Regions from separate parts of the Homo sapiens genome. Here region 1 is linked to region 2. Evidence: chromatin contacts called from ENCODE Hi-C or POLR2A ChIA-PET data. All regions are on one chromosome and are shown on one strand. The core of a region is the stretch at or near the end of the contact, and the rest is flanking DNA. Distances in the headings are between cores, read along the strand shown.

What was found. A loop is a pair of places that touch in the nucleus more often than their neighbours do. ChIA-PET counts read pairs that join two places held with the same protein, here RNA polymerase II (POLR2A). Pooled maps may share reads with other maps.
Region 1: a pooled map shows a loop between it and region 2 (3-fold over the local background). The contact joins the enhancer-like site here to the promoter of B4GALT5 in region 2. A Hi-C loop is called at or near these places in 2 of 50 pooled maps. POLR2A ChIA-PET finds 5 or more read pairs at or near these places in 4 of 52 experiments (A673, GM12878, K562 and 1 more).

Annotation. Positions count from the first base shown.
Region 1 is chr20:50,068,260-50,074,221 of GRCh38, forward strand. No RefSeq gene overlaps it. Among named protein-coding and RNA genes, the nearest start is that of TRERNA1, 30 kb to the left of the region's middle. RefSeq lists a silencer at 3,061-3,300 and enhancers at 4,797-5,306, 5,307-5,816. Within about 2 kb of position 3,157, at least 3 of the 41 ENCODE cell types and tissues checked have a DNase peak (open chromatin) inside an H3K27ac peak, as active enhancers do.
Region 2 is chr20:49,711,670-49,717,574 of GRCh38, forward strand. B4GALT5 (beta-1,4-galactosyltransferase 5) reads right to left here and starts at 2,209. Exons shown (of 9, transcript NM_004776.4): 1 at 1,907-2,209. The coding sequence starts at 2,021. RefSeq lists silencers at 1,682-1,801, 2,092-2,421.

The DNA.
Region 1 (5,962 bases), core at 1,907-4,406, 360 kb after region 2:
GAGGGTCCTGGTGTCTACAGTCAGATTCCCAGGGCAGGATGCTGACAGATGGGCCATGGCACGATGGGGAGGCCAGGTGGTGTGGCTGGGTCCGGCTTTAAGCCTCTGGCCACCGTGTCAGGTTTGTAAAGCAAAGGGTCAGGAAGGCACCAAGGGCAGTGTGGCCGGAAGTGAACGGCCCAGGCTTCTGGGAAGAAAAAGAATTACATTCCAAGGAACCCATGGCTTGGGCGCCTGAGCCACTGGGGGCAGGGAAGAGTATGAAAGAGGCAGGGCTGGCGTGGGCAGATGGTGGCCTTGCCTGAGGTTCAGAGTGGTCAGGTCTGTAGGTCAGGGTGACCCTGGAGAGCTGGGATTTGGACCAGGTCAGGGGAAGTGTCCCCCAGATTGTGAATGGCTGGGGCGTGGCAGCCAGTCCACAGCTCCTGCTGCTGTTGGGAGGGGAGACCCCCACTCTGGGCTGGGGTGCAGCTCAGGGAGCCCCGGAGCTGACTGAGCCACTTCCTTGTGCCAGGCGGTGTCCATGTCCACCCCCAGGGCGAGATGTGGGCAACCAAGCCAAGAGAGGGGGCTGCCAAGGCCACAAGCTCATCCATGTGTCCATTTATCCATCTGTCCATTTATCCATCTGTCCATTTATCCATCTGTTTACAGAGTGTCTATTGCATGCCATGTGCTGCAGACTCTTTTTTGAGACAGAGTCTAGCTCTGTTACCCAGGCTGGAGTGTAGTGGCATGATCTCGGCTCAGTGCAACCTCCACCTCCCAGGTTCAAGCGATTCTCCTGCCTCAGCCTCCTGAGTAGCTGGGATTACAGGTGCCCACCACCATGCTCAGCTAATTTTTGCATTTTTAGTAGAGACAGGGTTTCGCCATGTTGGCCAGGCTGGTCTCGAACTCCTGACCTCAGGTGATCCACCTGCCTCGGCCTCCCAAAGTGCTGGGATCACAGGTGTGAGCCACTGCGCCCAGCCCCTGTGCTGTGGACTTAATGTGATAATGTGACTTGCATCTTACCGCCCAGGGCCTCTGCTCTTGCTGTTCTCTTGGCCTGGAACAATACCTACCAGACTCCAGGGCTGGCAGCTCCTCCTCACTTGGGGTCACCTCCTCCAAGAGGCCCCCTGCCCACTGCTGCCTGCCTGCCCTCTGTTCCTTTACTTGGGTATGTGCTGAACGCCTGGAAAAGAACCTAGTGCATTTCCTTCTTTGTCTGTTGTCTAACTCCCCCATTCAAATATCAGCTCCACGAAGGGAGGGTTTTGTCTCATCACTGCATGTCCCTACACACGGTATTTGGCACACAGTAAACACTCAATGAATGCTTGTTGAATGAATGAATGGACAAATGAACAAATGGAAGCTCTACTGGGGAAGCTCAGGGATGGAGACTGGCTCCTAACCCAGAGGGAGGGGATGTCCTGGGTAGCGCAGTCCTGGAAGATGCAGTCACTGGTAAACTGAAGCCTAAAGAAGCTCAGGCAGGCAGGTGAAGAAACCAGGGGGATGGTTTTGTTTCAAAACACCTTCCTCCAAGGGAGGAAGAGGTGAGCTACCTCCAAGGTTGCTCAGAGGTGGAAACTGTGATTAAAAATAAAAAAGGCGGCCAGGCATGGTGGCTCATGCCTGTAATCTCAGCACTTTGGGAGGCCAAGGTGGGCGGATCACCTGAGGTCAGGAGTTTGAGACCAGCCTGGGCAATATGGTGAAACCCCATCTCTACTAAAAATACAAAAAGTAGCCGGGTGTGGTGGTGCACACCTGTAGTCCCAGCTACTTGGGAGGCTGAGGTAGAAGAATCGCTTGAACCCGGGAGGTGGAGGTAGCAGAGAGCCGAGATAGCGCCACTGGACTTTAGCCTGGCGACAGAGCAAGACTCCATCTCAAAATAAATAAATAAACAAATAAGGCTAGAAGTGGTGGCTCACGCCTGTAATTCCAGCACTTTGGGAGGCCAAGACGGGAGGATCGCTTGAGGCCAAGGGTTCAAGACCAGCCTGGGCAATATAATGAGACCCTGGCTCTACAAAAACAAACAAAGCCTTTAATTCATTGCTACCATAAAAATCGAGACATTTCACTACATCCTGATGTCCCTGTCTCTCTTGAAGACTTGGAAGATTTGGCCATGTGGGCCAGCATTCTAGAGGCAAAGGTGGTCAGTCCTGTGTTCTCCACAGCCCCTATCAGGTCCTTGAGGTATGTGAGCTTCAAAGCCTTGTATTCACAGCATGACCCCCACTACCCCCACCTGCTGGGTGACCTTGGACAACCCTTTCTGAGTCTCAGCTGGTCCTTGGCAAAAAATGGGTTGGAGGCCAGGCATGGTGGCTTACGCCTGTAATCCCAGCACTTTAGGAGGCCAAGGCAGGAAGATCACTTGAGCCCAGGAGTTTGAGACCAGCCGGGGCAACACAGCGAGACCCTGTCTCTACTAAAAAAAATTTTTTTTTTTTGAGACTGAGTCTCGCTCAGTCACCCAGGCTGCCGTGCGGTGGCGTGATCTCAGCTCACTGCAAGCTCGCCTCCCGGGTTCACGCCATTCTCCTGCCTCAGCCTCCTGAGTAGCTGGGACTACAGGCACCCGCCACCACGTCCGGCTAATTAAAAAAAAAAATATTTTTTAATTGGCCAGTGGCCTGCACCTGTAGTCCCAGCTACTCAGGAGGCTGAGGCAGGAGGATTGCTTGAGGAGGAGGTTGAGGCTGCAATGAGACTTGATCATGCCACTGCACCCCAGCCTGGGTGACAGAGTGAGACCCTGTCTCTAAATGAATAAATAATTAGTTGGGCGTGGTGGCGCCCACTTGTAGTCCCAGCTACCCGGGAGGCTGAGGAAGGAGAATCGCTTGAGGCCAGGAGTTGGAGGCTGCAGTGACCCGTGATCGCATCACTGCACTCCAGCCTGGGCGACAAGAGACCCTGTCGCAAAAAAAAAAAAAAAAAAGAAAGAAAGAAAGAAAGAAAAAGGGTTGGAAGCGCACTGGGGGAAAAAGCTTGCCCACTCCGCTTTGGGAGCCTCCAGCAGGCTCCCGCTGTGCCAAAGGCACACACCCAGATGTCCGGTGGTCCACCCCTGCCCCGGCGGTCACGCCTGTCCCCTCCTCCAGCCCCAGCCTCGGGTCGGCTGAGAGATGACGCGTGGCCCGGCCCAGCCGGAGCGTTGGTCCCTAGAGCGCTAGCGCCCTCTGCTGGCCAAGGGCGGGCGTGCAGGCCCGAGCCAGAACGGGGAAGCCGGGCGCCAGGAGAGCGGGGAGGAGCTTCACTCTTCTGGTCGGTGAGATGGGGAAGAGCAATAGCGAATACATAAGCAGAATACACCGAAAGGAAAGGAAAGAACAATAGCGAAATAACATTTACGGAGGGGTGCTCCGTGCCGAGGACTGCAAGAAGCCCACACCATGTAAAACCACACGTAATCCTTAGAATAACCCGGCGAAATGGCAACGGAAACGCACAGAGAGGTTAAGGAGCCCTCCCGGGGCCACACAGCTGGTAGTGGAAACGGCTGACTCCTGGGCCTGCACTGGCATCCACCGAGGCGGAGAGAGGATGTGAAGGTGTCACCTCCGCTCATTCACTCATGCATGGCCTTCCAGCCAGCCATTCACCCATTCACAAGTATTCACTGAACACCTACTGTATGCCCAACATTGTGTGAGATGGCAGGAACACAGCCGTGAACACAATTGGCCTCATCCCTACCCTCTTGAAGCTGACATTTTAGTGGGGGTGGGAGGGGGCAGATAATAAACATGAATATATCATTAACAGCTGGGCCAGAGGCCAAAGGATAAACCTGTATGCGCTCGCTGATGTTACTCAGGCTCCTACCCCAACATGATTTTTTGCCGCATCTGAGCCCTACCTGTACTTTTACTTGACATTTGCTCCTAGATAATTGGTTTTTACTTAAGTGTATATATATATGTGTATATCTATATCTATATCTATATCTATGTATATGTTTATTTATTTATTGAGACAGAGTCTCGCCGTGTTGCCCAGGCTGGAGTGCAGTGGCACAATCACGGCCCACTGCAACCTCCACCTCTTGGGCTCAAGCGATCCTCCCACCTCAGCCTCCCGAGTAGCTGGGACTACAGGTGTGCAACACCATGCCCAGCTAATTTTTGTATTTTTTGTAGAGAGGGGGTTTTGCCGTGTTGCCCAGGCTGGTCTCAAACTCCTGGACTCAAGTGATCTGCCCACCTTGGCTTCCCAGAGTGCTGGGATTACAGGCATGAACCACTGTGCCAAGACAAAGTTGCTGGGTTTTTTTTGTTGTTTGTTTGTTTTTTGAGATGCAGTCTCACTCTGTCTCCCAGGCTGGAGTGCAGTGGCACAATCTCGGCTCACTGCAACCTCCGTCTTCCAGATTCAAGTGATTCTCCTGCCTCAGCCTCCCTAGTAGCTGGGATTACAGGCACGCACCACCATGGCCAGCTAATTTTTGTATTTTTAGTAGAGTCGGGGTTTCACCATGTTGGCCAGGCTGGTCTCAAACTCCTTGACCTCAAGTGATCTGCCCACCTGGGCCTCCCTAAGTGCTGGGATTACAGGCATGAGCCACCGTGCCCGCCTGCCGAAGGGTATTTTTAAAAGGGAATTTCGGCATGGTGAAACTCTGTCTCTACTAAAAATATAAAAATTAGCCGGGCATGGTGTTGCGCACCTGTAGTCCCAGCTACTTGGGAGGCTGAGGTGGGAGAATCGCTTGAACATGGGAGGCAGAGGCTGCAGTGAGCCGAGATCGCGCCACTGCACTCTGGCCTGGGCCACAGAGCGAGACTCCATCTCAAAAAAAAAAAAGGGGGGGTGGTGGGAAATCTCATATCACCACACCTACCCAACCAGTATCAGTTGTCACCTATCAGACAGCATCCTGGACTGAGGGTGAGGTATTGACATCACTGTTATATTAATCAATGTCCTTGGCATGCCACATCAGTTCCCCTGGTTCCTGGCAGGGGCACTAGAATCTCCCACTGGGAACCCCAAGATGAAGCCAGCCCCAGGGCCAGGCCTAGGGAATGAAGGTGCCATCAGCTTCTGAAGAAGGTGGGTGGCCTCTCCAGGATCCTCCAAGCCACTGTGGCCTGTGCTTTCTCTGGATTCTGCTGGTGACCCTGAAGAATCTGAGGCACAGGCCTTCCCTGGCCAATCAGAAAGCAGTGGCTTCCATCTTAGCTTCCTGCCCACCATGGACAACCCTGGGTCGTGGAACCCCCGTCTGCTCTCTTTCATGGCTGGCAATGGGTGTAAGGGGGACTTGCTCAGATCTGATTCTCAAAATTCCTGCCAGGGAAGGCCAGGCTTCTGAGCCAGTCCATCTGTTGCCCCCTGACCCAGCCACCCAGCTTCCCTGCATGCAGGGCAGAGGGAACAGGAGGCCCCACGGGGCCACTGGGACCCCTCCCTTGTCACTGCCAGTGGCCTCACAGGTCCATGTGACCCACCAAGAGAGGAAGGCCAGGCCCAGCCCTGAGGAGTGATTCATTCATTCAGTTTACACAGTCAGACTTTGTGCTGGACACTGTTTGTTGTTGTTGTTGTTTTGTTCTTTGAGACAGGGTCTCACTCTGTCACCCAGGCTGGAGTGCAATGGTGTGATCTTGGCTCCATGCAACCTCCGCCTCCCGAGTTCAAGTGATTCTCCTGCCTCAGCCTCCGGAGTAGCTGGTATTACAGGTGTGCACCACCACGCCTGGCTAATTTTTGTATTTTTAGTAGAGACGGGGTTTCACTATGTTGGCCAGGCTGGTCATGAACTCCTGGCTTCAGTGATCCTCCCACCTCACCTCCCAAAGTGTTGGGATTACGGACTTAAGCCACCGTGCCCGGCCTAGACACCATTTTTTATTTTATTTACTTATTTATTTATTATTATTATTATTATTATTATTTTGAGACAGAGTTTTGCTCTTGTCTCCCAGGCTGGAGTGCAATGGCGCGATCTCGG
Region 2 (5,905 bases), core at 959-3,458:
ACAATCTACTCATCAAATCCATCAGGCCACATATTATGCCTTCCTAGAGGAACACTTTTCGTGATGACACTTTGTAAACAAGGCAATCTGATGCTGCCTGTTCTATCTTCCCAGATCTAGTTGATAGTTCAAAACATCAACATTAACCACAAGTAAAATATGCTTAAAAAATAATCAGGAGACGATCTCCTGCTCTATCTGGAAATTTCTCTATTCAGCTAGTTCTGCGTTGACAGGTCAACAGAGAATGGCACTAGTTATTGCTACAATCCTAAAAGGCATTTCCCTACAGCTAAACCATCAACCCTTTCCTAAAATCCATATAATCCAAAATTTTTCTAGCAGAATTTACTCTCCCTGCCCCTACCCCAGCAGCATCTTCTGATCATTTTTCACCATAAACTGAGGTTTCCTCATAGTGATGCCAAGTCAGGCAAACACATTCCTTAAGCGTTCCACCTAACTCCCTTCTTCCTGGAAGTTACATGTAATAGCTGCCTTTATTTACTTATTTTTAAAACTCTTCAAGCACCAGGTACAGTGGTAAGTGCTTTTAAAGAACATGTATCTACTTCCATCCTTAACACTGTATGAGATTGGGACTCACATTCCCATTTTACAGAGGAGAAATGCAAAGGCTTAGTAACCTGCCCAAGGTCATACAGGGCAGAGATTGGAATCCAAGTCTGACCTCTGTGTCCTCCGCTCTTAACCTTCATGCTGTCTTTCCTTCTGATCTCTTCCTGTCCTAACTGGTGCCCTGTGGTCTTATAAAAGACTATGCTTGGGGCAGGCGGGGGAGGGGTGGGAGGGTCAGTTTCTCCAGAGACCGCCTTTCCTTTAAAGGATAAGACTTTGAAAAGAAGGAGTACCCATTACATCTTTCCTCCATGCTCCCCCTTCTCACCTGGTACCATTTCCCAAAGGCCCCAATCATATCCCCTTCTCTACGGACAATTTAAACTTCTCCTTTGTCCGCAGAGCAGGCACTATCCAATACTGAAGAACCACACCATCTACCCTCAAGGCTAGGAGAGGGCAGAAGTGGAAGAAAGAACACAGACAGCACCCCTTCCCCAGGTCTTCAGTTGAGAAAGAAGCTGTGGCTGAAAGTCTGGGGGGCTGGGGGCAAAGGTGACAAGGATGTGCCCTTGTGGGTACGCGAGGTGGGGGGGGGGGAGATGGGGAAGAGGCATGGGACGCTCAGGGGATTAGCAGGAGATTGAATGGGGGTGGACCTCTGTAAGGGGAAGGGGGGTGCCACCGGCAGGCAGAGAGATCAGGCCACTGAAGAGGTGAACGTGAGTTAGGGAGGAGGACCTGGAGGTGGATGTAATAGGGGAAGTAGAGGAAGAAAGGGGAGGGAGGGGGCTCACGGGAGCAGGAAACGATGGAGTCATGGGGAGTGGGGGAGGATGGATGGGAGCTAGAAGGTGGGGCGGCCTGGGACCCGGGCACATGGGCTCGGCGAAGAGCGGGCGCGCCGCGGGGGACTGGGGTGCGGGGAATGCCGGGAATGGGGGTTCGAGGAGACCCCGGGGAAGGGAAGGGGAAGCGGGAGTTCTCGAGCAGAGGAGCGGGAAGTGGGAGTTCCAGCGAGGCAAGAGCGGGAAGGGGGTTCCGGAGCAAGGGGCGGGCGTGAAGGTACAGTCGGGTTCGCGAGGGTGGCGTTAGGAGGGGCGGGGTGGGCCGGAGGCTGGCGCGGGAGAGGGATCCCGGGCGCCTGTTGGGGTGCGGAGGGCAGGAATGTCCTGGCGTCCCCGAGAGCCGGGCCAGGACTCCGGAGTCTTCGGAGGACCAGGCTCAGGGCCGCCTCCCGGCCGGGGCCCCTTAGGGAGGGGCGGGGATTCCCCGGGTCCCTCAAGGCCAGAGCGGCAGCCGCCGCGGTCCCAAGCCCCCTTCCTACCTATGCCGGGCGCCACATAGACGAAGTACAGCAGCGAGGACGAGAGAGAAAAGAAGAAGAGCGCGGCGAGCAGCGAGCGGCGCGGCAGCCGCAGCAGCCCCCGGCGGGCGCGCATGCTGCAGCCAGGCGGCCGCTAGAGAGCCAGGCCGGGCCTGCTCCCGCAGCTCCCCGTCCGCCGCCTCCTGGGCCGCCGCCGCCACCGCCTGGGCCTCGGCCACCGCCTCCCGGGCCTCGCGGGCCGCCACTCGCCGCCGCCGCCGCCTCGCCGCTCCCAGCCGCCGGCCGTCGCGGGCCGGGCCACATGAAGCGGGCGGGGGCCAGAGCGGCCCCGAGCGGGCGCAGCGGCGGGGGCGGAGGCGGGGCGCACGCGCGGGAGGCGGGGCCAGTGCCGCCGGGCACCGTCGCAAAAGACCCGCGCGCTTGCGCTCGCCGCCGACCCTCGCTCGGCGCCCACAGCAGCCCGCATGGAGTAATCGCCAAATGGCGACAGACCCTCTCCCAGTGCGGCCACCGCCCAGGCTTTCGGGGAATGTCTCCCAAGTGCTCCGCGCTAGCTCGTCCCCCATCTCGGGGGCCAAGGGGCCATCTACAAAGTCTGACTCATCTCGTTGCCCACTGCAGCAGAAGAGTGGGGACTGCAAGGCTTGGGGGTTCGGCCTGGTATACACCCTCATTCATTCATTCATTCATTCATTCAATTCACCATTTATTTATTGAATGCCAGACACAGTTGTTGGCGCTGGGCATGCTACAGAGAAAAAAAACGATAAAAATCTCTGTCTACTTGAAACTTACATTATGTGAGAGATAAAAGAAACAAATCAGCTAGTAATATCAGGTACTGGTAACACATATGAATACGATAAAACAGGAGGATGTATTGCAGGCAGGCTGGAGTGGTCAAGGAAGGCCTCACTGAGCAGTGACACGAACTGAGATATAAAAGGGTGAGAAAGCGCCAGCTTTTTTGAATAAGCTGGGGAAAAAGCAGTCATACCAGGGGGAACAGCAGGTGTAAAGGCCCTGAGGTAGGAAAAGGGCTGATCTGCCCCCGAGTTGAATCCAAGGCCAACATGGATAAAATCCAGTGAAGTAGGGGGGGAAATAGGGATGAGCTTGGAGCTGTAGTCAGGGATCCTACTGTATCAGAAATAGCATAATGATAACAATTGTCAATGTCTCTAGACTTCTGCTGAGAAACATGGACTTCACTCATGCCATGAAATTCCCCCACCAGTCTTGAGATGTGTGCTGTTATTATTACTATCATACAAATGAGGAAACTGAGGTTTCTAGATGGAAAGGCAATTCACCCAAGCCTTGCAGTAAGGGCTTAAATCAAAACTGGCCTGTCTCCCATGTCAGGCCCTTGACCTCTAGGTTGTAACTGTCTCAGCAGTCTGTATGACCTCTAATTCTTATCCTGCAGGCAAATCGGTATCCTATCCCCATCACCTGGGTATGGGACCATATCCAAAAAAATGCTTTCAGATCAGCATCAGCTCAAAGGACCTCAGAAGGCAATGAACAGTCCTAGAAATTTATGGCAAGAAGCAGTAGCCTCAAGGAGCTGGACTGAGGAGGCCAGTGTCCCTGTGTAGACATATCTGAAACTAGGGTACTGTCTTGGAATGCCAGAAGCAGTGGGGAGGGGAGAGGACTTTGCAGGGATTCTGTGAGAATCAACAATAATTCTGATTTATATTCCTAAAGTGATTTCTACTTTTTACAGTGTTTCTTTGATCCTTTAAGTGGGGAGTCTAGAGCCACACTGCCCAGGTTCTCTGACTCCCAGCTTTTCCATTGTTAGCTGTGTGACCTCACGCAAGTTAAACTCTCTGTGCCTCGGTAAAATGGAGGAGGTTATTAGCAACCTCATCAGGTTGTTGCGAGGATTTAAGTAATACATGCAAAGTGCACATAGTAAGAGTGCTTAGCTGTCACCTAATTCAATACCCCTGGAGAATGGTATGGTGGAAGAGAAGAGGCTTAAACGATCAAAAAGGAAAGCAGAGAATTTTGACTCAGATAGATGTGAGTTCAAATCTCGGCTTGGCATCTCCTGGCTGTGTGACTCTGGGAAAGTCACTTACCTCTCTGAGCTTCTCTATTCATCACCTGTGAATCGGACCCAGTGCTGCCCACCCCACGGGGATGTGATGTGGATTCGATGAAATAGTGCAGGTAAGGCCCTGGACCAGAAATCCCAGACTAGCCGGAATCATCTAACTTGCAAATAGTTTTTGTTGGCCCACACAATGGCCCCTCCCAACCCTCGTATCTATGAAACATTTTCAAACATACAGAAAAGTTGAAAGAATAGTACAAGAAACATCTGTACACTCCCCACCTGGATTTGATCATTGTTATCATTTTTCCACATGTATGTATCTATATTCATATGTTGAAAATTTTTATTTTTTGCTAAATATTTAAAGGTAGGCTGGGCGATTACACCTGTAATCCCAGCACTTTGGGAGGCAAAGGCAGATGGATCGCTTGAGCTCAGGAGTTTGAGATCAGTCTGGCCAACATGGCAAAACTCCATTTCCACAAAAAATACAAAAGAATTAGCTGGGCGTGATGACGTGTGCCTATAGTCCCAGCTACTTGGGAGGCTGAGGTGGGAGGATCTCTTAAGCCCAGGAGGTGGAGGTTGCAGTGAGCCAAGATAGCGCCACTGCACTCCAGCCTGGGAGACAGAGTGAGACCCTGACTCAAAAAAACAATAAAAAAAAGTAAGTTGTTGCCTTACTAGTACTTCATGCCTTAATACTTCAGTAGCAAATCCTAAGGAAAATTACATTATCCTTCAAAACCACAGTAATACTAAGAGAATTAACAATTATACCATAACATTCTGTAACATCCAGTCTGTTCTGGATAGACAGAGAAAGAGAAACCTTCCTACATTTAAACTATGTACCAATGATCAGTCTCTATTTCTGACCTATCTGAAATAACAAGGCATCAAAATAAATTGGTTATGTTTTAGGCCGGGTACAGTGGCTCACGCCTGTAACCCCACCACTTTGGGAGGCCGAGGCAGGCAGATCACTTGAGGTGAAGAGTTTGAGACCAGCCTGGCCAACAACATGAAACCCCATCTCTACTAAAACATACAAAAATTAGCTGGGCGTGGTGGCACGTGCCTGTAATCCCAGCTACTCGGGAGGCTGAGGCAGGAGGATTGCTTGAACCTGGGAGGCAGAGGCAGAGGTTGCAGTGAGCCAAAATCGTGCCATTGCACTCCAGCCTGGACAACAGAGTGAGACTCCACCTCAAAAAAAAAATGCAAAATACAAAAATTAGCCAGGCACGGTGTCAGGCAGCCTGTAATCCCAGCTATTTGGGAGGCTGAGGCACAAGAATCGCTTGAACTCTGGAGGTGGAGGTTGCAATGAGCTGAGATCATACCACTGCACTCCAGCCTGGGCGACAGAGCAAGACTCCGTCTCAAAAATAAATAAATAAACTGGTTATGGTTTTTGTCTGTTTGTTTGTTTCAGTGGAGTTTCGCTCTTGTTGCCCAGGCTGCAGTGCAATGGCACATTGTCTGCTCACCGCAACCTTCGCCTTCCAGGTTCAAGAGATTCTCCTGCCTCAGCCTCCCAAGTAGCTGGGATTACAGGCATACGCCACCATGCCCGGCTAATTTTGCATTTTTAGTAGAGACAGGGTTTCACCATGTTGGTCAGACTGGTCTCGAACTCCTGACCTCAGGTAATCTGCCTGCCTCGACCTCCCAAAGTGCTGGGATTACAGGCATGAGCCACCGCCTCCGGCAGTTTATGTTTTTAAATGGAAGAAAAAGAAGTATGTCAGGAGTATCCAGGGATCCCTACCTCAAACTCCTTCCTCCACACTACTTTTTCATCTCCAAGTTAGGTTTCCAACTCACTAAAGCATGTATTCATTATATATTCATTTGACTATTCAGCTCCTCAGACAAACTCACTGTATTCTAATCTCTGCTCAAATGTTACCGTCTCAAAAAGA